2 separate regions of the Mus musculus genome follow, and region 1 is linked to region 2. Evidence: chromatin loops called from intact Hi-C (ENCODE). Cell type or tissue: heart. All regions are shown on one strand. Each heading gives the region's core, and the rest is flanking DNA. Links, peaks and the distances in the headings are about the cores only.

What was found. Hi-C counts contacts between places; a loop is a spot of excess contacts. Peaks named below come from ENCODE experiments on the same cell type or tissue, not always from the same donor. Only the 100,000 strongest peaks of a DNase experiment are listed, where the experiment ranks them.
Region 1: it touches region 2 in a loop (4-fold over the local background); 12 of 42 quality-filtered maps call a loop at or near these places.

What each region holds. Positions count from the first base shown.
Region 1 is chr1:7,132,129-7,147,704 of GRCm38, forward strand. It overlaps Pcmtd1 (protein-L-isoaspartate (D-aspartate) O-methyltransferase domain containing 1), which reads left to right. Exons shown (of 6, transcript NM_183028.3): 3 at 15,509-15,576. It also overlaps the pseudogene Gm26983. Among named protein-coding and RNA genes, the nearest start is that of Pcmtd1, 51 kb to the left of the region's middle. In heart, for the core only: no CTCF peak of the experiment used is centred there; no DNase peak of the experiment used is centred there.
Region 2 is chr1:7,079,965-7,095,540 of GRCm38, forward strand. Pcmtd1 (protein-L-isoaspartate (D-aspartate) O-methyltransferase domain containing 1) reads left to right here and starts at 8,956. Exons shown (of 6, transcript NM_183028.3): 1 at 8,956-9,252. In heart, for the core only: a CTCF peak has its summit at 8,507; a DNase peak (open chromatin) is centred at 8,967; H3K4me3 peaks cover 2,706 bases; H3K27ac peaks cover 2,167 bases.

The DNA.
Region 1 (15,576 bases), core at 4,481-9,480, 51 kb after region 2:
TTTCCTGGGCTGGTTCATGCTATGTGTTGTTTAAAATGACTCCAACCCTGAGTTATCAGTTTTAAGCTAACTTTCTTATTACCAACGTTATACCCTTTTAATCATTCCCAGTAACTTATCAGCCAAGTATAAAAATGCTTGGTCTATGACCAAGACATGCAGAGCATATTTATATCTTTAGAAACCAAATGAAGCAGCTACATGGATCTTATAAATTTAGACCAAACAAAGAATTTTTACTTTTTTCTAGCTACAATTTCAAGAGAAAAAGCACTTTGTTACTTGCTGAACCCACTAATCATAATTGCAGATTTTTCTAGGAAAAAACAATTATCAGCTTATTGCCTTAGAACTTGAGAAGCTGCTGACCCCTCTTAAAAGCAGCTTTTCAGCAGGGCCCCTCCTGCTGTGCTCGACTCCTGGCTAAGGGTGCGGGCAACTTAAATCAGCCTCTGTTGTTGCAACTGAGACTGAGTCAAGAGATAGATAGCCAGGAAAGTTTTAACCATTTCTTCTTCTCAACATAAAACATAGAATAGTCATTCAGACAACGAAACAAAAACAGACATAAATTGACACAAGGATAGATTGGTGCACCAAACACAGACAATGGAGAGAGGGTAGAGAACTTGATGTAACCAGAACTAAGGATGTCTCCTGACTTCCTTCTGTCCCTGGAGAGCTCTGAAATTTATTTTCCCTCCCCCTCTCCCTCTCACTCTCTCTCATGTCATTTGTATATCTAGCATCTCCCCCCCCTCCTTTTTTTTTCAGTTATTTACTCCTATTTTATTTTATGCCCTACTCCTCTCACCTGATGCAGTTCTTGACTGAGGACAAATGCCTGTTTAGAATTTTCCAGTCCTATTTTCCAATGTCAGCCCCTAGCTAATATCAGTGTTGGGCCGATGCTGAATCAGTCTAGCCTATATCCTTTTTGCACCTTCTCAATCAACAGCCTTCAAAAGATGAAATTTGTAGCACTAACATTAATGCTCTATGTTGCTTACCGTGTAGTATACCATTTTCCTTTTTTGTGGTGCCCCACCAAGACAGTGTCCCTCAGTCATTCTTTCCGGTTTTCAGGCCCCTCCTGCAGCTGTCACCTGTTGCTGCCAGTGGCCTCAGGTTACTGGGTTCTGAAGGGAAAGCTGGGGCTGTATGGGATGGACTGCAAGAGAAATAAAGAGCTAAGACAAAGCTCTCTGATCAAGGCCCAATGTTTACTTTTGAGTCTGAACTTATAAAGGGGTGGGGGGAACCCATCCCCCACTTGTGCTAGGATCTCGCTGCTTTGTCAGGATCTCATCGGGAAGACAGGTTCAGCCTCTCAACGTGTAGTGGCATCTTGGAGGAAGCAGCAGGTGTGGCTGGACAATAGACCTTACCTAAGTTGGAAGACTCCACCCTAGCTGGCTGTGGCGAACACAAGGTCTGAATCAGCCCACTCAAGGCTGGGGGGAAGGTCACAACACCTTATGATATAATTATTATACCTTGTGTGACCACAAATCATAAACAGTAATCAGGTTGTAATAACATCTAACATGATATTACTATTGCTCATACAGCTGCAGGGGAATATCCTCTTTATAAGATGGCAGCTTAGCTTTGTGGAATCTTGCCTTGAGTTGCCAGTCCTTTAATTCCATTTAATATCTTCAATCTGGTTATCTCTTTGGACACAGGATTTAGTTCTATTTTACTTCCTGGTGTCCCTTTAATTCTTGAATCATACATTTTGAATTTTTCCTTTGTCAGCTTTGTACATTTGATCAAAAACCCTCTTTAAGAGTGAACTGCACGATATTCTATGCTAGGCTGTTTTGAGATTTCCTTTGTCAATGCATTCAATATAAATCTTTTTACCTTGGCTTTAGGCAGACTCTTTGGACAAGGGCAAAAATGTAGCCATATTCTTCACCTCAATATCATAAGAATTATCTCTAGGCAACATACGAAAACTATTATTCTGTGAACCCTCTTGTACCAGGCACCCATACTTCAAATTATCCTCAGCACCACTGTCATCCATAATTTTATTAGGATGGGCCCATTAAGCCCCACTTGGAGCATTCCATTGCTTTCTTTATCCAATATCCCAAATCCACACTCCTCCAAACAAAAACATGGTCAGGTTTATCACAGCAATACCTAAGTACCTGGTACCAACTCTGTCTTAGGGTTTCCATTTCTATAAAAAGACACTCTGACAAAGGCAACTTTTATAAAGGCAAACATTTAATTAGGGCTGTGACACACTTCCTCCAACACAGCCACCCCTACTCCAAAGCCATACCTCCTAATAGGTGGCACTTCCTTTGTGCCAAACATTCAAACACATGAGGGCCATACCTGTTCAAACCACTACAGTTATTACTTTTTATTAGAACTCTAGTTATTTTTAGATATAAGAAGACAGAAAGAACATCTATGAAGCAGTGGTCAAAACTAAGTTTTAATCTATTTTGTTTAAAGATTTACTTATTTTATATATGTGTATGTCGCTGTCTTCAGACACATGGTTGTGAGCCACCCTGAGGTTGCTGGGAATTGAACTCAGAACCTCTGGAAGAGCAGTCAGTGTTCTTAACTGCTGAGCCATCTCTCCAACCCAGTTTTAATCTATTAAGCTGCCCTAGAAGCCTTATTCTCACACTATACCACCTTATATTGATTTGTATTCCATGTGTTAAATCAGAGCGAGGGCAAGTGAACAAGTCACTGGGACCTGAAGGACTGCCTACAGAAAGCTTGTAATTCTCTGAGTTTGTGAGTCAGGTGTGGTTCTTGCCTATGCAATGACCACATTTACAGAAGCCTTTTCCTCAGCATGTGCTTGCTACAGTCTTGTTACAGGGATTCAGGCAGAAGCTGGGAGAGTAGGGCATCTCTGGCTTGGTAATATGCAGTTAAGAAATAAGATGCCACTTGGGGGTTTCTTTTCTCTTCTCTTCTCTTCTCTTCTCTTCTTTTCTTTTCTTTTCTTTTCTTCCTTCCTTTCTTCCTTTCTTTTCTGTGTAGATCTGTTCCCCATTTTTTTTTCATTTTTTATTAGATTTTTTAATTTACATTTCTAATGTTACCCTCTTTCCTAGCTTCCCCTCTGAAAATCCCCTATCCCCTCCCCCAACCCTGCTTCCCAACCACCCATTCCCATTCCTGGTCCTGTCATTCCCCTATACTGGGGCATAGAAACTTTACAGGACCTAGGGCCTTTCCTCCCATTGATGACCGACTAGGCCATCCTCTGCTACATATACAGCTAGAGCCACAAGTTCCACCATGTGTTTTCTTTGATTGGTGGTTTAGTTCCAAGGAGCTCTGGGGGGGGGGGGGGTACTGGTTAGTTCATATTGATGTTCCTTCTATGGCTTCAGACCCCTTCATCTCCTTGGTTACTTACTTTCTGTAGCCTACATTGGGGACTCATGGAAGGAGTTACAGAGACAAAGTTCAGAGCAGAAGCTGAAGGAATGACCATCTAGCGACTGCCCCACTTGGGGATCCATCCTATAAACAACCACCAAACCCAGATACTATGGCAGATGCCAACAAGAGCTTGCTAACAGGAGCCTGATAGCTGTCTCCTAAGGGGCTCTGCCAGGGCCTGGCTAATACAGAAGTGGATGCTCACAATCATCCATTGGACGGAGCACAAGGTCCCCAATGAAGGAATGGGGGTTCTTGTCTCATTCAGAAATGAGTATAGAGGATAGGCGAGAATTAGAGCATTCTTGTTCAGAGAGGGGCAGTTAAGAGTTTTCTTCGGAAAGTTAAGGTATACTTGAAGCAGTTATCCATAAATTTAATTTTGCTCCACACTTGAAGAGTTAGGTTGCTTCAAGTCCTAATATGTTGCATTAGAACATCACCTTTGGTTTTAAAGTCAAAATAAATTATGTTCTGCTCACCTAACTGTCTTCCCAGAGCTCAGGATTTTTACAAAGGACTCTCAGCACTGTCTTTGTTCCTGTGTAGAGAGAAGTTGAAGAGAAGAAAAAATAAGCTTCCCAAATCTTTTTTTTTTCACAGTCCACGAAGGCTTTTTATTTATGATTTACATTTAAAAAAAGAATCCCAGGATTTTCCCTCCTGTATGTTTTCATCTTGCCTCTTCATGGTCCATGATGCCAGCCAAGGTTGTCAGCACGATGAAGCCAAACTGCAGTGATAGGAGCAGGTTGTTCTGCCATTTCTCTAGGTCTTTGAGTTGAATATCAAATCTGGGGCTTATAATTCCACACTTGTTCAACCTTCCTGTGAGGTTCACAACAATCTTCCCAGCTCTGTGATCATCAATGATCTAGAATTCACCAATGTGCCCATGCTTCATCATCACGGTTAAGAACTGAACGATGACTTTAGAACACGCCTGATGAGGACCTGGCGTTTGCCTCTCTTCTCAGCATTGTTGATGCTCTTGAGAGCATCCGCCAGAACAGTCATTCACACCATGGTGGTGGTGAGGGAAGATGCCAGAAAGAGTGAGCTGGGCAAACACACAGAATTATGGGGCCCAAATCTTTTACCTTATAGTAATGAACTAAATACCAAACCATTACCGTTACTTCATTCTTACAGCTGCTGATTCAGGTGAAGGTGGTTCCTCATTAATACCGTTTCTTTTTGGCTTGGGGATTTATTCCTATTTTCCAAATAGAACCTGTAATATAGAAACTATAGTTCTAGTAAGAGCAGTAATACATACATATAGTTATCCAACTTAAATACTTTATTTTCCTAGCCTCTTGACTAATTCTTTCATTATCAGAAGTGACTAAGGAGAGTCCCATAATCATTCCAGTGCTGAGAACACTGCCACTGTGGTGGTTTCTACAGCGTGCACTCTTAAAGGTGGAGCAGGCCACAAGCAGGGGACTCATTGGCAGCTTGTCCTGAGGGGCTGCTGGTTAGTTATAGTGTGCACTACCATCCTGTTTGGTCTGCATGCCTTGTTGCAGGATGGTAAATGATCCTTATTTAGAGTGCTTACATTTCCTTTGCCCTCAGAAAATGTTCACGTATTTCCCCGCGTGCTTTCTCTCATTTCCTCTTGTTTTAATCAGGAATGGCTTATGTACTGGAGATCTTACTGTTTTCCTCTTTATTTTTATTCTGTATGTGTGAGTATTTTGCTTGTGTGAATGTCGGTGAAACTTGCGTGTGCCTGGTCCTTTTGAGGCCAGAAGGATCCCATTGAACTGGAATTACAAAGGGTTGTGAGTAGCCATGCGCGGACTGGGAAGTGAGTTTGAAGAACAGCCAGTGCTCTTATAGAGGCTCTCTCTCCAGCCTCAAGTTTACCCATTTTTAAGTCTTTAACTCAGTGAGTTTTTCAATGGTAACATGGTGTAAACTGCCACAGTCTAGTCTTTAAAAACCTCTATTAGGCAATATTCAGTAGTTGTATGTTATTGTTACTGTTTTTGTTTATTTATGGTTTTATAAGCATTTATTAGCATAGAATTTTATGTTTCTTCAGACTCTGTAAGGACTTCTTTAGAATGGTCTTGCCCCAACTCTTTGTTCCTGGTGAGATCAAACATTCTGCAGACGTCATGTTTCATGCTAAGGAGAAATTCTGTTTTTTTACATTAAACATTGGTTTGAGTCTTGATCCTCTATCCTGTGTTTTAAAGAAAGATTTCCGTCTTTTTAGTAATTATGGAGAGTATTCTTGAAAAGTAACTTGGTTATGGTTGTGAGCAAATCTCTCTTGAGAATGGTTTCTCTTATTATCACAGTTAAGCTGGCAAAGCGCCATGTTGTGTACACTGTGCTGCTTAGTCCTGTATAGTCATCTGTGTGTCTTTTTTTTTTTTTTCTATCCCAATGGCCTGGACTGCATTATTAGCATGTTTTTTTTAATTTATTTTAAAAATCAGTTTACAAAATATCAGGCTCCTTTGTGACATTTTCCTACCTACTTTCTTCCTCCTGATTGATTTTTGCCCAAGCTCCTCCTGCCTTTTTTTTTCCTCAATGTGCCCTTTAATATCACATGTTCTCTTTTCTTCTTGGCTGCCTTCTTAAAATTCTTTTCCCTGTACCATGGACTGCTTTCCTGCTTTGGCAGCTTTTATTCTCCCATTCAGTTGCTCAGAGTGTAGAGATTAAAATCTAAGAGCTACCCTATGTGAGAAAGCACAGTGTTTCTTTCTGATTCTGAACTACCTGGCTGTTTTTGGTATTAGTATCTTTCCAACCTGGATCATCTGTGTAGCAAATGGTCCTCTTTGCTTTTTGTCAAATTTAGTTGTAAGGCTCATGAGAGCAGTGCTTTTATGACCTGACCCCGCCCCCCATGAGTGCGGGCCTTTGGTGACACTCTGTGAGTGTAGTAGTGACTTTGTAGCCCCATGAGTGCACTGTTTTTGTTACCTACTGTGAGTGCAGTGCTATTATGATATCTCATGAGTGTAGAGCTTTTGTAGTTCCTATGAGTGCAGCACTTTAGTGACTTCTCCATGAGTGCGCTGCTTTTGTGACCCCATTTGAACAGTGCTTTTGGTGTCATTTGCAGATCTGGTGCAGAGGAGCAGAGATGTTGAGTCACTTGTGTATGTTCCAGCAGAAGTGTAAGAACTCTCTCCTCTTGCTTGTGCTGAGCAAGAAACTGCATTGCACGGAGGCCTGTGAGTGGAGCTCGAATCATAAATATGACAACAGTCCCTGGTGCTATCATAGCCAAGGCATATTCTGAGCTCATTTTAGCTTGTAAAGTTAAGTACGTTCTACCAGGATGATTTTAGTTTGTAAAATTAGATCCTCTCCCTCTCCCTCTCCCTCTCCCTCTCCCTCTCCCTCTCCCTCTCCCTCTCCCTCTCCCTCTCCCTCTCCCTCTCCATCTCTTTGTATCTTTGTTTCTGTATTTCATGCATGTACACACACACACACACACACACACACACACACACACACACAGAGGACTCTGCAGAACATCATTACTAGAAAAATAGGTTACTTTCAGAAAATTACTGGTTTTTTGCATCTGTTCCCCTGTTCATGTGAGAGAATTCATGGACAGCTCTTGTAATTGTAATATAAAGCCCACAGTTGTACAACTGTTTCTTTGTGGTGCAGTCATATTTAGGTTGTGTTGAATGTTGAGCTGAATGCATCGACTCATGGCAGCAGTTAATTGTAATTCACAGCCATGCTTGGTTTGCGGGGATGGTTTTGTTTTTTCTGGAACTGGTCCTCACATTCTGTTTTGAGTCTGCCTTCTGACAGAGTCAGCCCATTCCAGTCTAGGAAGAGAGGGAGTGTGTGTGTGCGCGTATGAGCATAAGAGTAATGCAATCTTATTGATCATACTCGCCCCCTCACTACCCTCTCTTCTGCTCTTGCTGAGCCCTTCTTTTCATGACTCTTCCCCTCTCTATCTTTGTTTCAGGCAAAGTTAAGTTATGTGAACACAGTAGGGATTCCTTACTGGTGCATGGGCAACTTACCAGTATCTGTACTACTGAACAAGTCAATACCCCTCCCCTGCTAATAGCTCATCAGGGAGGGTTAGGGCCTCAGGAGCACATCTCTTTCCTGCCTCAAAAGGATAATGTTGAAGGAAACAGTCATACATAGTTCCTGCTCAGGCATTTACAGCTGCTGCGTGTATCCTGAAGTCAGTGCTTCGTAGCATTACTCCCCTTTCCTTGGGTATCTAATTTCCAGATCTCCTTCTATTGTCTTTTTGTAAATGACTTGTTCACTTAAATAACTGCAACAACAACAAACCTTTGTCTTTAGCCTATATTGAAGAATGGATCTCTCTTTTGTTTTGGTTTCAGTTTCATCGAATGTTACAGAATCCATGAATTTCCAGAACCTCAGGGTTAACTGACCCATGTCTAGACACGGAATTCGGAGAGTACTCACAGTCTTTATCCTTACAAATGTGGTCACATACTATTTCTTCAGGATACATAGGAAATTACCCTGTCCTTATCTCAATCCTTCCCTCAATTCTTTTCCATACAATACAAAAATTTCACTATATTCTCTTCGTCCCATGTTCCCTTTCTTGGTGAAAGTCCAGTTTCCTTCTGAACTATGCAAGGTAAAGACTTGAATACCAGCCTTTTTAGTCTCCTGCTGTGGAGAAGGCAACAGACTCATTTCCAGAGTTCAAATCCTCAACATATCAGAAGGCATGCTTTGAAACAGCTTTCCTTTTTCTTCTTGCATTTAATCCAACGACCATCCCACTTCCACTGTAATGTAAAACCCTGAGGATACCTGATTCTTTAAAAATAATATTTATGTGATCTAATAGGGAGAAAGTAGGCCTGAAACAAGAAGAAAGGTTGTCTTACAGATAGAAAGTAAGTATGTAATCAGTCTGAAGATTTTTCTATTAAATTTGTTTTTAATCTAGTATATTTATTTGTAAGATTTACTAATTGCCTGATAGTAGCTTTGATATAAATTTGCAATTTCTTTCCTTTATTATGCTTCTATGAAGTATTTGCATTAGACCCTATATCAGCTGCTGAAAATACCTAATAGAGAATAATAGCACTTCTCCTATTAGTACTTCTTCATTCTGCTCAATAAATTCACATTTCAGCATGAGTTAGTCATTTCTGGACCTGGATGCCTGCAGTAAAATTGAGGTAGGTAGGCATTGTAGTAATCTCAGTACAGAACAAGAGGCTTGAAGTTCAAGGCTAGCTGAGCCACAAAGTAAGGCCCTAATTCAGAAGAAGTGGGAAAAAGCCAATGAAAATGAATTTGGGGGAAATTAATTTTGTTGGATCAAGATCTGTAGCTATGTAAATTTTTGTGAAAGCCAGAGAATCATGACTTTAAGAAAATCCTTAATTACATAACAAATTCAAGAGTTTAAAGCTAGCCTGAACTACAATGAGACCGTCTCAAGCCAATAACAGAAACTCATGAGGAATTATCTCAAGAACCCAAATAAGAAGTGAAAATGAAGTAAAAAGAAACTAGTAGTTATCTACATAGATTTAGAAGGGTCAGGTGCCTTGCAAGGTGTTACTGGCAAAATCTAGGATTTTTTTTTTTTTATGAGACTTTGCCAAACCTAGAAGAGAGAGAAATTTCTCATTTTCAGAATAAACTATTACATAGCGATTCTTAGGAAAAGTTGGACAGTAGTTGCCTTTAATCAGTGTTAGATAGAATGTGAGAACTCTGGGAATCACACACACCTCCATGTTTGGTTTTATTGGCAGGGATATAGCCCATGTAGGTTAGGCTGACTTTGAGCTTACAGGTGTAGCCCAAAGTGATCTTGAACTCCTGTTCCTCCTGCTTGCACCTCCCAGGTGCTGGGATTAAATACATTTGTCACTAAACCTGGCTCTTTATGCTTTGACATACTATCTATAATTCATTTTTTTTTACCTGTCACAGTCTACAAGTTTACTTATACTTCCTAAAGTCTTATCTTATATAATTATAGTTACTAGTAATGAATATAATTTGTTAAAAAGTATTTTAATATATATAGTTTAATGTCATTGACTTTATATTGGTATCATAAAAACCAAATAACCAGTTCATGTACTCCCCCTTGTGGTAAATATTAGGGTTAGGCAAATGATTTCTTATATTAATATTTGTTAACTGTTGGTAATACTTTACAAATGAAAACAGGGATTTGAATGGTCCAAAACAGTAACAATCACTCAGACTACACTGGGCATGATGATACATGCCTATAATGCTGTCCTGAGACAAAAAGACTGCTGAGAAGTCAAGACTAACTCAAATGGCAGTCAGTACAGGTCAGGCAGAGTTACATAGACCCGTGTGTGTGTGTGTGTGTGTGTGTGTGTGTGTGTGTGTGTGTGTGTGCACATTAGATAATCAGATTGGACTTTGTATAAAAATTAGGAGGTATTTTTATGCATTAGAGGCCTAGTCGTGTGTTATTACTTTAGCCTGACTAGGCCATACCCCAGAGGGATTGCCTTTGACCTATCTGCAGTAGGACCCAGGCATGATAGCTTTAAACAGGTCCAGTTTGTCCTACTTAAGTTTCCAGGTTACCGATGTGCCATCGTGGCTGAGAACTACTTCTATAGGCTTTAGCGTTCTTCTGTCCCTAACCTGGTGTGTAAGTGGGAATGGGGGTGCATCATAATTCTGCTGCTCTCTTACTTGCCTTACACTTTAGAGCAAATGGAGTACTTTTAAGTAAGCAGTGGTCGATCCTTAGGATTCCTTTTAGAGTAAGAAATAACATGCAGGAAGTAGTCAGTCACTTAACCCTAGGTTGTCCCACAGGGAAGAACAAGCAGACAGTTCTGCCTTAATGTTCTTAAATAAAATTGTACATCTGATCACGTCCTCCCTTCAGTTTTTCCAGCTAAGTGTTAGTCCTTTTGTCTGGGTTGTGCTTTGTGAGTTAGCTCTAAAAAAATGTCCACAGCAGAGGGTGCTTCATTTGTGTAGTGGAAAGCTCTTGGGTTTCCTGGGTGGCTGCCCGATAGGTGTCTGTGTACCCACATTACATTGCCCCAACTGTGGGCATCAAAGTGACGCTGCTGTAAATAGAAAATAGTTATTGTATTTTGCCTAGTAATTATTGACCTTTACACGTACACTTTAATTATCGAGTAACTAATGAATATGTGAACTGAGTAGAGCTAGGAATAATTGTTAAAAGAAGATAGTCTTCAGTTTTATTATATTAGAATTTTGTTATTTTTGTTATTTATCATAACTGAGCTTAAGGCAGTCTTAAAGATAATTTCTAATATCTAGAATACCTACATATTTCATAGGAACTCTTATTTGTTTTATTTATTTATTTTTTCATTTGTTTATTTTTTTATTTCATGTATGTGAGTATACTGTCACTGTCTTCAGACCCACCAGAAGAAAGCACCAGATCCCATTACAGGTGGTTGTGAGCCACCATGTGGTTGCTAGGAATTGAACTCAAGACCTCTGGAAAGGCAGTCACTGCTCTTAACTGCTGAGCTGTCTCTCCAGCCCCCTCTTATTTATTTTATACACCGACCCTGTTCCTATTTTCTCTTTAAAAAGTTAACTGTTAAGTGTTGTATCACGTGTTAGTATTTTGTCTTTATAATTGTATATCTAAATGAAGCCCTTATTATTTCATAAAAATCTGCCTTGGTGTATGTGAATAATTAACATTGGATTGTATTGAATACAAAGTCACATTTACATTTCCTCTGGAGTAGTTTCTTTTTTTTTCATTACCAACTTGTACTGTTTTTTGATATATATGATAATATATCTTTAAAAATCTAAATGTTCATAGTTTTTGTTTTTGTTTTATTTTTCCTTTTTATCCTCTCTCTGGGTCCTCTAAAATAGCAGCACATGCTTTTACCTGCTGACTGCCTCTCCTGTCCATGAATTTTGCCTTTTATTAATATATTTTATCTTTTAAATTTACTTCAGTGTTAATGACTTCTTGATTAACTGCTAAAGATATACTTCTATATTGCTTTAAAATTAAACAATGCATTTCTTTTTTCCTGTGATAGGGTCTCATGCAACCCATGTTGGCCTTGACTAGACTATGTAGCTGAAGGTGACGTTGTTAAACCCATGTGTGGCTTTAACATTTTGTGTGGAGGTGTGGTGGGGGCAGGGCACATGCATGCAGGAGGACATCCTCACTTTCAGTCATCATCGTTGACCTTGTTTGAGGCGGGATTTCTCTGTTGTTCATTGCTGCATAGCCAGACTAGTTGGCGTGTGAGCTTTGGGGTTCTCACTCTGCCTTCAGTCTGTAGTTACACCAGTCCAGGAGCCTGGATTTACGTGGTTCTGAGGATTCAGAATTGGTTTTCTACACTTGCATGAGACTCACTATTCACCATCTTTGCAGCTCTAGTTTGTTAGGTTTTGATTGATGGGTTCTGCAAGCTTATGAGCAAAACACATTTTTACAGTGTATAATGCCGAGATGTATTTCCTACTGTAGACCTTCCAGTGTCTGTTTTCAGAAGCAAATGGTCTGCCTTCCTAGTTTCCTGTGTCTTATTTTCCTGTGGTGCTCTTTCTGAGTTTTAACTATCAGCCCTGTCCTGTATTAATGACAACTTGATGTGTTCTAGTTGAGAGCACATTCTGTTACTATAGTAGCATTGCTATTTCATTTCTATGTATTTTTTTTACCATTATTGTTTTTAAGTGTGTGTGTGTGTGTGTGTGTGTGTCTGCATTTGAGTGTGTGTATAAGTACGCAGGTGCCTGTGGGGCCAGAGGGGTCAGATCTCCTTGGAGCTTAAGTTATAGATGTTGGAGCTGGCTCAGCATGGGTGCTGGGAACTGAACCTGCAGGAGCAGCACATGCTCTTAGTTGCTGACAACCTCTCCTGTCCATAAACTCTGCCTTATGTTAATATATTTTTATCTTTTAAATGTTAATGACTTCTTGATCATTAAGTGACAAAGATAGGCTTCTTTGTTGCTTTAAAAGTAAACAGTTTCATTTTTAAACAAATATTTGTATAAGCTATGAATAGAGTATATTTATACTGTGTGTATATTTATAGTGTGTGTGAAAACAGTCCTTAATATGTTACTGAGGAAAAATGTAGTGTCAGGTTTGCTGTGGGGTTGGGGCTTCCAGCTTGACTTGTTGCTTCAGTCTGCTGAGTGCTGGGCTTACACCTGGACCACCGCCCTCTGCTCTGGAAATTATTAACTGTCTTGTATTAATAGGATATGAAAAACAAGTTAGGTGAGAAAACGTTAGGAGATTTCATTAAGATGGGTCTGGAGAGATGGCTAAGTAGTTAAGAACACTTGCTGCTCTCCCTGAGGAACCGTGCTTAATTCCTAGCATCTACGTGTTATCTCACCACTGTCTATAACTCTAGCTCCTTGGGATCACACAGACACACAAAGCAACAGTGCATATAAAAGAAAAATCAAATATAAATACAAACTTTCCCTTAAGAATGCTGAGAGTGGGAGAAATGGTCTTCCTCAGGAAAGAGCACACCAATTGGTTATCCAATACCAAACGGTCAGCACTAAAAACATACATACAAGTAACATTGTGTAAACTGAGAAGGTTGTTTTTATGCATTTAGGAATGTATATATATTACATATGCATATATATATTACATATGCATAGATAAATATATGGAGAAAGCCATGAGTTTGAAATTCAGGAGCATGGAAGGATTTGGAGGGATAGGAAGGGAAGGGGGAAATAATGTAATTATACCTAAAAAAATAAAATAAGTAATTAAAGACACTTTCTGAAATATCGACTTTATGTCTAAAAGTTGCTAACTTGCTTTCAGACAGTGATGGAAGCATCTTTAAGGAACGGCCTGTCTGTGTCCTCTTGACCTGCTCTTGTGTAGATTGGGCAGCGTGACATAGGAATGGGAACCTTTGCTTTCAGATTCCGAGCTTCTGCATTTGTTTTACCCGAAATATAGAATGCCAGCAATATTTTTGTTCATGTCTTTTTTTTTGTATAAAATGTTGGAAAAGCATTACTAAATTCTTAGTGGATAATGGAAGTACAAGTTTCTCTTAGATTTTATCTTAATGGAGCATAGAAGGTAGAAGCAAACTTAGATTAATTTGGTGGAACGTTTTTCTTACTGTATATTACTAAGCAATAGCAGTTTGATATTAACTTTTTAATTTTAACTTTAAGTGGTACTTGAAATAAAAGTAACTGGATGTGCCCTCCTATATCTGTAAAAAGACCAGGAGAACAAAGTCAAGACTACTTTAAAACAATTTCATCTACTGACAGCTGCAGATTTAAAGGTGCCATTTTCTGGCAGGTAGAGGAAGACGAGCCCACATTTTCTATTCACCAGCTTCAAGTATAGGTGACTGTCTACAGTGCAGCTTTAACTCGAACAAGCTTTAAACCAAATACTTTCATTATTATTTTGTTATACTTTATTACATATTTTTTATATTATTATTTTATTAAGAGGTTGAACAAATCTTTTACTGTCTAGAATATATGTCGGTCATATTTATTACCCCCTCACCTGTCTGACTTCCTTCCGAGCACTTTTAGGCTGAACTTCTCCCACATATATTAACTCCTTTGGAAACTAAAGTTTTAATCTAATTTTGGGAGGAGGGTTTGTTTTTTAAATGAATCTTCAATTTTCCGGTTTATAGTATTAGGAATATTAAGGAATGTTAAACCGAGGTTTCAGTTTTCAGATAAAAAGCTAACCAGTGTATCTGTAAGGAAACAGAAAGGAAGAGCTTGCATTGCCTCCCTTTGCTCACTTGTAAAAACAGTATTTCAGGTTAGTCGGACAGTGACTGCATAATGCAAATATCTAATAATTTTTTGTACTATTTGAATATCTAAATTTGCTCATTTGTAGTTGTTTTTATTTATTTTTTTTGTTTTTTGGTTTTTGTTTTTTTTTTTCGAGACAGGGTTTCTCTGTAGCCCTGGCTGTAATGGAACTCACTCTGTAGACCAGGCTGGCCTCGAACTCAGAAATTCGCCTGCCTCTGCCTCTGGAGTGCTGGGATTAAAGGCGTGTGCCACTACACCCGGCTGACTTTTTCTTAAAGTGGTTAATAAAGATAAGACTGATACTCAATGTATTGTGACAGACACTAGAGAACTCTTTCAGTTACAGATTCTGTAAGGGAAATTAGTGAACTCGGCAGGGTAGCACACATCTTTAATCCCAGCACTCCAGAGGCAGAAGCAGAAGACTCAGGGAAAGTTGGGGCTATATAGAGAAACTCTCTCTCCAAAACAAGAACAAGAAAACACAACCTTCATAGGAAGAAGCCATACAGATTACAGTAAAAGAATGTAGAGCACAAAACCTGTTGGGTTCCATTTTAGACGATGAAGAGAGCTTGATTGTCAACTGCAGTCATAAGCTCTCTCCCCCAGCCCTTTTCATGCGAGGTCTTTCAGCCATCATCTTGTGTAAAAAAAAGTATGGTGTGAAAAGCATGAAGTTGACTGGAACTCTTAACTGCACTTCTGAGAACCACGAGACTTTGAATAAAGTGAACCTGGTAAGGTAAAGACACCTCACTTGGGTATGGGCAATGCATATTTCCTCTTGCTATTCAGGAAGCTGGGGCAGGAAAACCACAAGTTAGCGACTAGCTTGGGCTACATGGTGATTTGAAGGCCAGTCTGAGTAAGCAAGTTAGTAAACAGAGGGCTGGAGGCGCAGAGGCTGACTAGGGCACAGTCTGGTTCTAATTTCAGAAGGACAAAGCAACAGCACTGCACCTTAAACTTGGGGCTATGTGATCATTTTGACCATAGCGACTTGCCCAAAATCCTGTCTTTGTATATGTGTAGGTTTTAGCTTTAATCCGTTTTTACATTTGTGCTCACTTCTTCCTTTTCATAGAAAATAGGTGCTGTAAACAGGTTTCCATTCCACTGTAAAATCCAGGTGGTAGCCGTTTGCATATTTCTTGCCCCTTTTTAATGCTGTTGATACATAATTGCACAGAAATTAGAGTTCTGGGGCATATCATTAGTATTTTTGTAAAAAATGCTTATATAATTACAGGTCCTTTTGGAATAAATCATGGGATTGAACTTCATTCAGATGTGGTGGAGTATGCCAAGGAAAAACTG
Region 2 (15,576 bases), core at 5,646-10,645:
TGGTTCCGAGACTTCACAGAAAGTAGTCTGCACAGGTGAGAGTGTGGACTACTGAAACAACAGCTTCGGTGACAGGCCAAAGCAACATACCTTCTGGGAAAGGTCCTGTTTTGGGACTTCATCTTCGGCCAGGAGAAGGTCCAAACGACAGATAACTGTACACCTTCCCTGTAAGAGGATAGCTTGCCTGCAGAGACTGCTCTGACCACTGAAACACAGAGGAGAGAGCTAGTCTCCCAGATGTGCTGATAGAGGGCAACAGAATCACCAGAGGAACAATCTCTAAACAGAGACAAATATAACAACTAACTCCAGAGATTATCAGATGGCAAAAGGTAAACGTAAGAATCTTACTAATAGAAACCAAGACCACTCACCATCATCAGAACCCAGCACTACCACTTCGCCCAGTCCAGGGCACCCCAACACACCTGAAAAGCTAGACTTGGATTTAAAAGCATATCTCATGATGATGGTAGAGGACATCAAGAAGGACGTAAATAACTCACTTAAAGAAATACAGGAGAACACTGCTAAACAGGTAGAAGACATTAAAGAGTAAGCACAAAAATCCCTTAAAGAATTGCAGGAAAACACAACCAAACAGGTGATGGAATTGAATAAAACCATCCAAGACCTAAAAAGGGAAGTAGACACAATAAAGAAAACACAAAGTGAGGCAATGCTGGAGATATGAACCCTAGGAAAGAAATCTGGAACCATAGATGCGAGCATCAGCAACAGAATACAAGGGATGGAAGAGAGAATCTCAGGTACAGAAGATTCCATAAAGAACATCAGCACAACAATCAAAGAAAATGGAAAATGCAAAAAGATGCTAACTCAAAACATCCAGGAAATCCAGGACACAATGAGAAGACAAAACCTACGGATAATAGGAGTGGATGAGAATGAAGATTTTCAACTCAAAGGACCGGCAAATATCTTCAACAAAATTATAGAAGAAAACTTCCCAAATCTAAAGAAAGAGATGCCCACGAACATACAAGAAGCCTACAGAATTCCAAATAGACTGGACCAGAAAAGAAATTCCTCCCGACACATAGTAATCAGAACAACAAATGCACTAAATAAAGATAGAATACTAAAAGCAGTAAGGGAAAAAGGTCAAGTAACATATAAAGGCAAGCCTATGAGAATTACACCAGATTTTTCACCAGAGACTATGAAAGCCAGAAGAGCCTGGACAGATGTTATACGGACACTAAGAGAACACAAATTCCAGCCCAGGCTACTATGCCCAGCCAAACTCTCAATTACCATAGATGGAGAAGCCAAAGGCTTTCACGACAAAACCAAATTCACACATTATCTTTCCACGAATCCAGCACTTCGAAGGATAATAACAGAAAAGAAGCAATACAAGGACGGAAATCACGCCCTAGAAAAAGCAAGAAGGTAATCCCTCAACAAACAAAAAGAAGACAGCCACAAGAACAGAATGCCAACTTTAACAACAAAAATAATAGGAAGCAACAATTACTTTTCCTTAATATCTCTTAATATCAATGGACTCAACTCCCTAATAAAAAGATATAGACTAAAAAACTGGCTACACAAACAAGACCCAACATTTTGCTGCGTACAGGAAACTCATCTCAGAGAAACAGATAGACACTACCTCAGAATTAAATGCTGGAAAACAATTTTCCAAGCAAATGGTATGAAAAAACAAGCTGGAGTAGCCATTCTAATATCTAATAAAATCTACTTCCAACCCGAAGTCATCAAAAAAGACAAGGAGGGGCACTTCATACTCATCAAAGGTAAAATCCTCCAAGAGGAACTCTCAATTCTGAATATCTATGCTCCAAATACAAGGGCAGACACATTCATTAAAGAAACTTTAGTAATGCTCAAAGCACACATTGCACCTCAAACAATAATAGTGGGAGACTTCAACATACCACTTTTACCAATGGATGGGTCATGGAAACAGAAACTAAACAGGGACACAGTGAAACTAACAGAAGTTATGAAACAAATGGATCTGACAGATATCTACAGAACATTTTATCCTAAAACAAAAGGATGTACCTTCTTCTCAGCACCTCATGGTACCTTCTTCAAAACAGACCACATAATTGGTCATAAAACAAGCCTCAACATTTACAAAACTATTGAAATTGTCCCATGCATCCTATCAGATCACCATTGACTAAGGCTGATCTTCAATATCAAAATAAATAATAGAAAGTCAACATTCACGTGGAAACTGAACAACACTCTTCTCAATGATACCTTCGTCAAGGAAGGAATAAAGAAAGAAATTAAGGACTTTTTGGAGTTTAATGAAAATGAAGCCACAACATACCCAAACTTATGGGACACAATGAAAGCATTTCTAAGAGGAAAACTCACAGGTCTGAGTGCCTACAAAAAGAAACTAGAGAGACCACACATTAGCAGCTTGACAACACACCTAAAAGCTCTAGAACAAAAGGAAGCAAATTCACCCAAGAGAAGTAGATGGCAGGAAATAATCAAACTCAGGGGCAAAATCAACCAAGTGGAAACAAGAAGAACTATTCAAAGAATCAACCAATCAATGAGCTGATTCTTTGAGAAAATCAACAAGATAGATAAACCCTTGGCCAGACTCACTAGAGGGCACAGGGAAAGCATCCTAATTAACAAAATCAGAAATGAAAAGGGAGACATAACAACAGATCCTGAAGAAATCCAAAACACCATAAGATCCTTCTACAAAAGCCTATACTCAACAAAATTGGAGAACCTGGATGAAATGGACAAGTTTCTAGACAGATACCAGGCACCAAAGTTAAATCAAGATCAGGTTAATGATCTAAACAGTCCTATATCCTCTAAAGAAATAGAAGCAGTCAATTAATAGTCTCCCAACCAAAAAAAGCCCAGGACCAGATGGGTTTAGTGCAGAGTTCTATCAGACCTTCAAAGAAGATCTAATCCCAGTTCTTCACAAACTATTCCACAAAATAGAAACAGAAGGTACTCTACCCAACTCATTCTATGAAGCCACAATTACTCTGATACCTAAACCACAAAAAGACCCAAGAAAGATAGAGAACTTCAGACCAATTTCCCTTATGAATATCGATGCAAAAATCCTCAATAAAGTTCTCGCTAACTGAACCCAAGAACATATCAAAACAATCATCCATCCTGACCAAGTAGGTTTCATCCCAGGGATGCAGGGATGGTTAAAAATACAGAAATCCATCAACGTAATCCAGTATATAAACAAACTCAAAGACAAAAACCACATGATCATGTCGTTAGATGCTGAGAAAGCATTTGACAAAATACAACACCCATTCATGATAAAAGTCTTGGAAAGATCAGGAATTCAAGGCCCATACCTAACCATGATAAAAGCAATCTACAGCAAAACAGTAGCCAACATTAAAGTAAATGGTGAGAAGCTGGAAGCAATCCCACTAAAATCAGGGACTAGACAAGGCTGCCCACTCTCTCCCTACCTATTCAACATTGTACTTGAAGTCCTAGCCAGAGCAATTAGACAACAAAAGGTGATAAAGGGGATACAAATTGGAAAGGAAGAAGTCAAAATATCACTTTTTGCAGATGATATGATAGTATATATAAGTGACCATAAAAATTCCACCAGAGAACTCCTAAGCCTGATAAACAGCTTCAATGAAGTAGCTGGATATAAAATTAACTCAAACAATTCAGTGGCCTTTCTGTACACAAAGGATAAACAGGCTGAGAAAGAAATTAGGGAAACAACACCCTTCTCAATAGTCACAAAAAATATAAAATACCTTGGCGTGACTCTAACTATGGAAGTGAAAGATCTGTATGATAAGAACTTCAAGTCTCTTAAGAAAGAAATTAAAGAAGATCTGAGAAGATGGAAAGATCTCCCATGCTCATGAATTGGCAGGATCAATATAGTAAAAATGGCTATCTTGCCAAAAGCAATCTACAGATTCAATGCAATCCCCATCAAAATTCCAACTCAATTCTTCAACGAATTAGAAAGGGCAATCGGCAGATTCATCTGGAATAACAAAAAACCTAGGATAGCAAAAACTCTTCTCAAGGATAAAAGAACCTCTGGTGGAATCACCATGCCTGCCCTAAAGCTGTACTACAGAGCAATTGTGATAAAAACTGCACGGTACTGGTATATTGACAGACAAGTAGACCAATGAAATAGAATTTAAGACCCAGAAATGAATCCACACACCTATGGCCACTAGATCTTTGACAAGGGAGCTAAAACCGTCCAGTGGAAAAAAGACAGCATTTTCAACAAATGGTGCTGGCACAACTGGCTGTTATCATGTAGAAGAATGTGAATTGATTCATTTCTATCTCCTTGTATTAAGTCAAATCTAAGTGGATGGAGGAACTCCACATAAAGCCAGAGACACTGAAACTTATAGAGGAGAAAGTAGGGAAAAGCCTCGAAGATATTAGTACAGGGGACAAATTCCTAAATAGAACAGCAATGGCTTGTGCTGTAAGATCTAGAATCGACAAATGGGACCTCATAAAATTGCAAAGATTCTGCAAGGCAAAAGACACCGTCAATAAGACAAAAAGACCACCAACAGATTGGGAAAGGATCTTTACCTATCCCAAATCAGATAGGGGACTAATATCTAATATATAAAAAGAACTCAAGAAGGTGGACACCCGAAAATCAAATATCCCCATTAAAAATGGGGCTCAGAGCTGAACAAAGAATTCTCACCTGAGGAATACCGAATGGCAGAGAAGCACCTGAAAAAATGTTCAACATCCTTAATCATCAGGGAAATGGCAATCAAAACAACCCTGAGATTCTACTTCACACCAGTCAGAATGGCTAAGATCAAAAATTCAGGTGACAGCAGATGCTGGCGAGGATGTGGAGAAAGAGGAACACTCCTCCATTTTTGGTGGGATTGCAAGCTTGTACAACCACTCTAGAAATCAGTCTGGCGGTTCCTCAGAAAATTGGACATAGTACTACCAGAGGATCCTGAAATACCTCTCCTGGGCATATATACAGATATCCCAACTGGTAAGAAGGACACATCCTCCACTATGTTCATAGCAGCCTTATTTATAATAGCTGGAAAGAACCCAGATGCCCCTCAACAGAGGAATGGATACAGAAAATGTGGTACATTTACACAATGGAGTACTACTCAGCTATTAAATAGAATGAATTTATGAAATTCCTAGGCAAATGGATGGACCTGGAGGGAATCATCCTGAGTGAGGTAACCCAATCACAAAGAAACTTTCACAATATGTACTCACTGATAATTGGATATTAGCCCAAAAATTTAGGATACCCAAGATATAAGATACAATTTGCCAAAAGCATGAAACTCAAGAAGAACGAAGACCAAAGTGTGGACACTTTGCCCATTCTTAGAAATGGGAACAAAACACCCATGGAAGGAGTTACAGAGACAAAGTTTGGAGCTGTGATGAAAGGATGTACCATCTAGTGATTGCCATATCCATGGATCCATCGTATAATCAGCTCCCAATCCCTGACACCATTGCATACACTAGCAAGATTTTGCTGAAAGGACCCAGATATAGCTGTCTCTTGTGAGTCTATGCCTGGGCCTAGCAAACACATAAGTGGATGCTCACAGTCTATTGGATGGATCACAGGGCCCCCAATGGAGGAGCTAGAGAAAGTACCCAAGGAGCTAAAGGGAACTGCAACCCTATAGGTGAAACAACAATATGAACTAACCAGTAGCCCAGAGCTCCTGTCTCTAGCTGCATATGTATCAAAAGATGGCCTTGTTGGCTGTCACTGGAAAGAGAGGCCCATTGGACTTGCAAACTTTATATGCCCCAGTACAGGGGAACACCAGGGCCAAAATGGGAGAGTGGGTGGGTAGGGGAGTGGGCGGTGTGGGTATGGCGGCCTTTTGGGATAGCATTGGAAATGTAAATGAGGAAAATACCTAATAAAAAAATTTAAAAAAAAAAAGAGAGAGAGCAGGCTGAGCAAGCAGGAGAGACATGCCAGTAAAGAACATCCCTCCGTGGCCTCTGCATCAGCTCCTGCTTCCTGACCTGCTTGAGTTCCAGTCCTGACATCCTTGGTGATGAACAGCAGTATGAAAGTGTAAGCTGAATAAACCCTTTCCTCCCCAACTGCTTCTTGGTCATGATGTTTGTGCAGGAATAGAAACCCTGACTATGACAGATGTCTTATGAATTAAATGACAGAATAGTTCCTCTTCCCCGTTTTGGGTGCAATGGGGTGGGGTGTTTTAGGTTGAGTCTCACACAGCTTCTGCATGCTTTAAATTCACCATGTAGGCAGGAATGTCCTTGAACTTTTTAAAAGGAGTTTTTTTTTTTTTCTTTTTTTGAGATTTTTTATGTTAATGTGCTTGAGTGGCTTCCTGAATTTTTGTGGGCACATCAATGCCCTCTGTTCCTGTGGAAGACAGAAGATGGTTTCATATCCCCTAGGATGGAAATAATAGATGGTTGTGAGCAGCCTTATGAGTGCTGGGAATTGAACCAAGGTCATTTGGGAGAGATAGTAGTGCTCTCCTTCCTTCCTCCCTTCCTGTTTTCAGACAGGTTCTCTTTCTATAATCTTAGCTGTCCTGGAACTTGATATAGCCCAGGCTCTCCTTGGACTCATAGAGACCCACTTGACTGTTTGCACTCTGGTCCTGTTACTTTCATCTCTCTAGTGCTGGGATGAAAGACCACTAGGCTGAACATTTGTGATATTCTGCCTGCGTGGTTTTATGAACAGAGTGCCAGGCCTGTACTATACTGTGTTATTTTCTGCTTAGTAATAAAGTAGAAGTCACTTGGTATGAAGAATAAAAGTGTTGCTAGTGTTCCCAGGACCAGGCTTACTCCAACAGTGGATGGAGAATGCCAAGAACAAATTGCCTGCAGGCTATATAAAGTCTAAAATCTTTACATAAATCTGGATGATGAAACAACTTAAAAATTGACCAATATAACAAAGACAAGTATCATCGGTGTAGCACAGCATTAAAATTTGGAAGCAGTTTGGTACTCAGTATCCAGCCTTCCCAGATTATGAAGTTGTGGGAGGATATATAAGAAATGACAGGTGCAAAGGCAAGACGTGGGGCATAATTAGAAACATGGGTAGGTGGCAGGTACCAGGTGTATACACAGAAGTTATTACATGATTCTTTCCAGTTTAGCTGCTGTAGAAGAGAAACCCCTGGTCCTGTTTTATAAACACAGTACTTAGCATCCCTCTTATTAAACATCATCATTTTTGCACACCTCTAATCTCAGCCCTTGAAGGTGAAGAGAAGAAAAATAAAGCTGTGTTTAGCTCTTATTCAATAGAAAAAAAGGCCTACATAAAAAAAGTCCCAGCCGGGCGGTGGTGGTGCACGCCTTTAATCCTAGCACTTGGGAGGCAGAGGCAAGCAGATTTCTGAATTCGAGGCCAGCCTGGTCTACAAAGTGAGTTCCAAGACAGCCAGGGCTATACAGAGAAACCCTGTCTTAAAAAATCAAACCAAAACAAAACAAACAAAAAAAATTCCCATAGGGACTGAAATGAAAGAAAAAGAAAACCAAAATGTTTTCTAGTGTCTCACTGTTATTTTAAAACAGGTGAAGTGGAACTCATCTGTGATTTCTCAGAAGGCTGAGGCTCGGAGGATTTCACATTTGAGGACAGCCTGGAGATTCTGTTAAAACTCCCAAACCTTCCTAATTTATCATGTGATTTATTATGTTTATGGTAAGATGTATATATATATATATATATTTTTTTTTTTTTTTTGAGACAGTCTCATATAACCCAGGCTGACCTCAAATGAAGTATCTGCAGATAACTTTGGACTACTGATCTCTGCTGTCACCTGCGGAGCTTTTGGGATTACCACCCTGAGCCGTTACATCCACTCGATAAAATATTTTCACCTGCTAAAATTTCTGCCTAGAGTATCAGAAACCGAACCCCCAAAGACTGTTATGTGATCCCATCCTGTCCAGGGGTGCTTTGGTTCTAGGAGAGACACAAAGATAGGACTAAGGAATCCGGCCCACAGCCTCAGTCTAAGGGCTAAAAGGCCACCAAATCTAACTTCGTACTTGAGACATAAAGGTGAGCTGAAAGTCAGACCATCGCATAAGTTAACTTTGTTCCAGTTTTCAAGTGATTGGAAGCTCTCATTTTACTACTCTGTTCTTAAACACTTTACACAAGGTTACTGTAGGTGACAGCAACCTAGGCCTCAAGACCTTTTGTTTTCCTGATAGGGACTTGATATATGTATGTAGTACAGGCAGACTTTGAGCATCCCAAGTGCTGGGGTTACAAGCCAGTGCCACCACATCTGGAACGTGCATTTGGTTACAAATTACAGCATTGGGAAAGCAGTGTCTTTTTATGTGCTGGAAACAAACAAACAAACAAAAAATACAGTCCCAAAGTAGGAATCGACATGTTTACTGCGGAGGACTACAGATGTAGATGCTCCCCCTTGCTTCTGACCCTCGCCACTTCTCAACAAGCACTCCTTCCCGACACCGACACAGGCAGGGGCTTCGGCGTGGACCAAGAAGGCGTCAGCTGCGCCTGCACAGGGGGCGACGCATGCACCGCCGCCAGTCATTGGGTGCGCGCCGGGTCTGCAGGCATCCTCCCCATCACCCGATACAGAGACCCGCGGAGAGGCTGGAGATGAAGTGGCCTCGTAGATCCAGTCGGCAAAACGCCGACCGGAGGCGGAGCTGGGGACGGACTGAGTCACCAGACCCTGCGCTCCCGAGCTACGCAGCACACAAACAAAACAGCGACAGAATAGGAGGAGCCCCAGCTCTCGCGGCATCCGCGGGAGCTGCCAGCCGCTTGGGCAAGCCTCGCGTTGTTTGGTTAAGGGGCAGGGCGTTCAGCGAGAGGGCGGAGTCCAACCCAGCTGAGGGTGGGGGTGTTCCCAGGCCCCGTTGATTGGCATCTTTCTTCGGAGGGCGCCCCGCGCACGCGCAGCTCCCAGGAGGCGGTGGCGACTAGGGCAGTCCAGCTGCCCGGGTCCCGGGTTGCGGGTCGGGCTCCGCCCTCCCGCGTCGGCGCTGGCGGACGCTGTGCCGGGCCAGTCGGCTGTCTCTGCGGCGCTCCGCCCGCCGCCGGTCCGCCGCTGCTTTGGCCTGGAGGGCTCCCGCCTACGCAGGCTCGTGACGCGGGGGCTGGGACGGGGCTTCAGGGACTGAGCGGGCGCTGCCGCTGTGTGAGCGTCTTCTGCGCCTTCGGTAAGTGCGGTCCGCGTCCGCTGCTTTGGCATTTTAGACACCAGCCGGGAGAACGGATGGAGAGAGACAGGGCGAGCTGTTTTGCAGAGCCAAGGTGTTTTACAGCTTATTGCTTTTATGCGTGTTCTTTTAAAATCGTGAAACCACAGCTGTGCGTTTACAAATCTGAAGAATTTGGGTACAGAAGGAGGAGGAGGAATGCTCTTAGAAATGGAGCTAAAGTACTGCGTGCTCTGTAAGAAAAAAAAAAAAAGCTGCCAAACAATGAAGACACAAGACTCCTGCCCTCTTTCTGTCCTGGACCTCAACCCCAATATTTACGCTCCCACTACTCAGAGTAACCCGATCCCAAGTGTATGTATGCATCCAGCCTTTCAGGATTTTGTCGGTGCAAGTGAGGAGTGTGTTTATAGACGAAAATTAAAGTCCTATATAGAATATAGATTTTTGGGCCAGTAGTATACGGAACTCTCCACTCTTTTTTTTAAAAACATACTTTATTGTTAAATGTTACTGTTTAGCATGGGCTTCACACTTTCAGTAGCGAGTCAGTTAAAAGCTTATTGTATGTTTTGTGATTTGCGACGCAGTTCTATAGCTCAAGCTGAGATAGAGCCCCCTGTGCTGTGGAAGCTGACCTTGAACTCTTAGCTTCTGCCTCCACCTCCCGAGTGCTAGGATCAAACAGGAGCTGTTGTGCCTGGCCTACGTGCCAGTATTTTGCAACTTAATATATTGACTTTCACAGTATCTAAGGCCACATGCGATACTTTCATATGAAACAGGTTGCTAGTCTTTGCTTAGACCTCAGAGTTTACATGAGAGGGAATGACTGCCTAAAGATTACACAAAGTTTACTTTTTCTTTATGTCATAAAGTTTAAATACCATATGGTTAGATAGCAGCATTTAATTCTTTAAACTCTAGGAGGCTACTTTTGATGAAACTCGTAGAAAGTCACCATTTAGAAATTTTGTACTCAAATAAGAAAAAAAAAAAACCCACCACGGATTAAATATTTTGCAAGGTGAACCCTAGGGAGAAGTCTGAAAGTGGAAGAAAAGTGGTTCTGCACGCATTATTGTGCTAATCTTGCTAGCTTCCAAGGGAAACAGTCTACTAAAGTAATCATAGGCAACCGTCTTATTCCAAACAGGCCTGTCCTTAAAATCATAGACACAATTGTGCACATTTATTTAGGAATCGAACTTAAAAGACTTGAAGAGATCTATGGTATTTTCGTTGTTTTTGTCAACAATATGCTGGTACTTTTTTGTTTTTAAATAAAAGCCTAAGTAGTGTCTTCCTGCTTCTGTGGTCAGTCAGCTCAGGCCTGGAGTGCCTGACTAAGCGCCTGCTCTGCTTTTCTGGGTGGGCTGAGTACCTGAACTGCATTTATGGCCCTGCCTTGTCCTCCTGAATGGAAACTGCCTTATCAAAAATATCGAAAATAAGTGTAGGAAACTATCCTGGTGTCGTTTTCGATGAGGTTTCTGGTGGTTTCATATTAAAATAGCTGAAACACTGTAAATTGAAAAGAATACAAAGTAGACAAAATTAAACTTTGCTTATTGCATGGGAATTAAAAATGTGTTACTGGGGTTTGTGCCTTATAGTATATAATACTTTCATTTTCTGGCAGGTGTGACTAACTGTAGTTTAAGGAACTATGACCAGTAGTGAGTTCAAATAAAGTGTGATCAAATTATGCATTTGAGGAGAAACCCATGTATAGTTAAAGATTTGAGCAGTTCTTGTTTGCTCAGGATAACAAGGTAGGTGTTAAGTATCTGCCATTCATTATCTCTTACTCTGTATTGGATGTCTCATATTGGTGCACACGAAAATATTTCAGCCCAGAAAAATATTTTCAACAGACTAACTTTCAGTTATAGAAGTGGGAAGAGTTGGGAATGTGCTAAGTGTGTTCAGAAATTAAAAGCAATGGCTGGAGTTGGAGCTCCTGGCATGTCTGAGGCTCTCCGTGATTCCTGCTAAAAACAGTCCTTTGCCTGATGGGAAAGCTTGCTTTTTAGTTTATCATGAAAAGTCTTTTGGGGACTTGTTAATGTGAGTAGCTAGAGACAAATCAAGTGTTTGGGGGTCTTGTGTTTCTTCCTTTTTCTTTTTATAAATAAAAGGCACAAGGAATTATATCTGCAGCTTAAATCATCATCATCATCACCACCACCACCACCATTATTAATTTCTCCCTTTTTTGGGCTTTGTTTGGCTTTGTTTATCTTTGGTCAGTGTAAAAAACACAACGTTTATTACATACCAAAATGTGAGAGTACTAACATTCCATTTGGAATTTTAAGAACAGCCATTTTAGATTTCATCAGAGTTGTTCTTCCAAAGTTGGGATTGCAGGAAGAAGCCAAAGTAGTGAAGAGGGGGCTGAAAATTGAGAATTGACTGTCAGTAAGCAAAGGGAGAAAGAAAGTAGTTTTTAAAAGATTGCTTAGAATCAGATGTATGGATGCAGAAGGAGATGGAGTTACAATTCTTAGTTTTGAGATATTGGAATAATATCTAATTATTAATTAAGTATCCTTTATTCTGTCCTGGTGGGAATAGAATTAGAATAATTAATAACTTTGTACAACAATCCCACTTCTGTTCAGTGTGTAGTTCATTTCACTGCAGTTGAAGAGCTGTCACACGTGAAGCGCTGTGAAGGACTGTGACTACCTGCTCTGAGCCATCACCCAGCAATAGTCCTTCTGTGACTGTAGTCTCTGCCTGCTCTGAGCCATCACCCAGCAATGGTCCTTCTGCCTTGGGTATCCTTGGTTTTGGTTCTCAGCTTCCTTTTCTAGCTGTGCCTGTGATTTCATCTGCTTGTCCCCTGTCTCCTGTGTCCTGATTTTGCATCACTAGCTCATTTTCTTTAACCTTGAGATTCCCTGCCTGTGTTATTCTCTCTGATAAGTTCTTATTGGGTACCACTCTGTTACTTTGAATTTGTTACATTGTGAACTGAATAACTCTTTCTTATTTCTTTATTTTAATAAAGAATATTTTCTTAGTCATGTAGGCCCCAAATCAAAAGGTCACCCCAATTTTTGTTTTTACTGTCTGTTATTCTCACTAGTATTTTTTGTCACTGTGTGTTTTAGTCAGGGTTCCTATTCCTGCACAAATATCATAACCAAGAAGCAAGTTGGGAAGGAAAGGGTTTATTCAGCTTACACTTCCATGTTGCTGTTTATCACCAAAGGAAGTCCGGACTGGAACTCAGACAGGTCAGAAAGCAGGAGCTGATGCACAGGTCACGGAGGGATGTTCCTTACTGGCTTGCTATGCTTGTTCAAACTTCTCTTCATAAGACTTAAAGAGAACAAAGTCTCTGCTGGGCTTCTTTGAAACTTCCTTTGTCAATGCAATTATTCTGAGTCTCTTCACTTTAGCCTCAAGCAGACTTTTCAGACAAGGGCAAAAAGTAGCCACATTCTTCACCAAAATACCACAAAAACAGTCTTTATGCCACAATCTGAAATTCTTCTCCTTTGAAATCTCTTGAGCCAGGTTAATATAGTTCAAATCACTCCCAGCAACAAAATCTTCCATATTCCTACTAGGATGACCCATTAAGCTCCATTTAAAGCATTCCACTGTGTTCCAAATCCAAAGTCCCCAAATCCACTTTCTTTCAAATAAAAGCATGGTCCGGCGGCCTATCATAGCAATACCCCAGTCCCCGGTACCACTTTTGCCTTAGTTAGGGTTTTACTGCTGTGAACAGACACCATGACCAAGGCAAGTCTTATAAAAAACAACATTTAATTGGGGCTGGCTTACAGGTTCAGAGGTTCAGTCCATTATCATCAAGGTGAGAGCATGGCAGTATCCCGGCAGGCATGGCACAGGCAGAGCTGAGAGTTCTACGTCTTCATCCAAAGGCTGCTAGTGGAAGACTGACTTCCAGGCACCTAGGGTGTGGGTCTTAAGCCCACACTCACAGTGAAACACCTATTCCAACAGGTTACACCTATTCCAACAAGGCCGTACTCCCTGGTCCAAGAATATACAAACCATCACACTGTGCCTTTTTTTCTTGTTCTTCTAGCAGATGTGTATACCTTAAGATACTTCTGATTTCTCGGTTTTGCTTTTCATTCTGTTTCTGAGACTAATTGTTCTAAAAACGTCCTGAATGTGGTCTTTGATTTGTGACAAATAAAGACCCTAAACACACACAAACACACACACACACACACACACACACACACACACACACACACACAATATGTATGCCCGCCACATGCCCACAACTAGCACTTTGTTCTCGTTGGTCCTTGTGATATATAGCAGGTGCTATTACCCTAGTTCACTTGTAAAGAAACCAGGGAGGGCCTAGTATGTGGAGGGGCTAGAATTGATGCTGCAGGCATCTGCCTAGTTCCTCTGCGTTGTCTGTATTAAATCAACCCAGTGCTTTTTAAAAAACTGACTTTGTGTTTTAACAGACTTTAGCGTTGGGCCCCCAAAACCTTCAGTTTTACCATACTTTTTTCTTCTCATGCATTGTCCATTTCTTGGGATCTTTTTGCTTTTTTTTCCATCTTTATTTTTAAAAATAAGTCCTGTATGAAAGACTGGTCAGGCTCCCCTTTCTTGGTTAGTGTTTTGGTAGCTTGTGCCTGTTTACATACCTCTAGGATGATCCTGTTTACTCCCAAACTTCCAGCCATTGTAACTAACTGTGAAGTTCTTGGAAGGAGAAGCCAATTCTTAAGTTATTAATTTGGAATTGGCGAGTGACTGGGAAACTCCACTGCCTTGACATGTAAGAAGCATTTCATTTTCATTGCCACATTTTTGTTTCAAAATTCTGTTTGTTCTGTATTCCTTTTCTTTCTTGACACATAAATACACACCACGAGCTTACTAGATAGAGTTCTGTGTGTCTAACAATTCTATTTTCTTGTTCTAGTTATGTCGATTGACCAAGCCAGCCAATCAACAGGTTCTCCAGGGCATGAGGGAGGATTAAAGAAAAAGAAAATGACAATGAGACAACACTGTAGCATGACCCCAGCCAGTTCTGAGGCTGAGGTGAATTTATTTTTCCCAATCTGCTTTTATATCATATTAATTACCTGCAAGTAATAAGGAACAAGCAAGGCAATAAACACAAATAGTCAAGGAACTAGCAGTGCAATAAAGTCCCATGATCACTGTTTCTAAGTGCTTATCAGGATGACCAAGATCTCTGAGCCTACTTCCCTGTCCTAGCCCAAAGTCATATTCTTGCCTGAAGCCTATGGTATTTGTTCTAGATTACTGCCTGAGCTTACTTCTGAGTCCTGGCCCAATGTTGAATTCCTGGCAAGGAGCTGCAAAAGCTTTCCACAATAGATAATGTGGATTCTTTTCAGATTATTAGGAAATGGTAGATTGCTCATCTGAAAACTAATTTACTTGAGTGCTTGGTTCCTTGGTATACTGAGTTTGTAAAAAAATCAGTGTTTTGGTATGTGAATTTTCCATGCTGTCAAGTTGACCCAGCTTCCTAATGAACTGCAGAACTCTCATGAACCACTTCACAGTTTCTTCTGTGTATGCAGAGATTGAAAAGATTTAGCAAAATCACGTGTGTTCTTTTGTTTTTGTTTTGTTATATTTGGAAGTTGTAATCATCTAATCATCTGGATGCTCACACAGATTGGATGCTACATCAGGTTCTGAGTTCAGTCCCTAGACTCACTGTCACCACCGGAAAAATCAAAAGAAAAATCAAAAGAAAACAAAAAAGCCCAAACAAATGAACAAATAAACAAAACTCCTAGTAGTTGAACTTTCGGTGAGGGGAAAATCAGATTCTTGTTTTAAAAAATATTTATTTACTTAATGTATGCGAAGGTTCTGTCCATATGAATGCCTGCAGGCTAGAAGAGGGCATCAGATCCCATTATACATGGTTGTGAGACACTATTTGATTGCAGGGAATTGTCTGGAAGAGTAGCTAGTGCTTTTAACTGGTGAGCCATGTCTCTAGTCTCAGGGAAAATCAAGTTTAAAAGCTGAAATAGAGGGTGCCCCCACCTTTAATCTCAGCACCTGGGAGACAGAGGCAGGTAGATCTCTGAGTTCAAGGTCAGTCTGGTCTACATATGGAGTTTCAGGACAGTTAGGGCTACATAGTGAGACTATATCAAGGAGGGAAACAAATAGACCTTTGTTTATAGGCAGTGAGACAGGTGGACAGGAAAAAAGCATGGCACACTTTTTGCTTTTTACTCAGTGGACTGTATGACACTGGAGGCGTGAAGATTCAGAGACCAGAAAACGACTTTAATATTTGGGTTTGAAGAATGG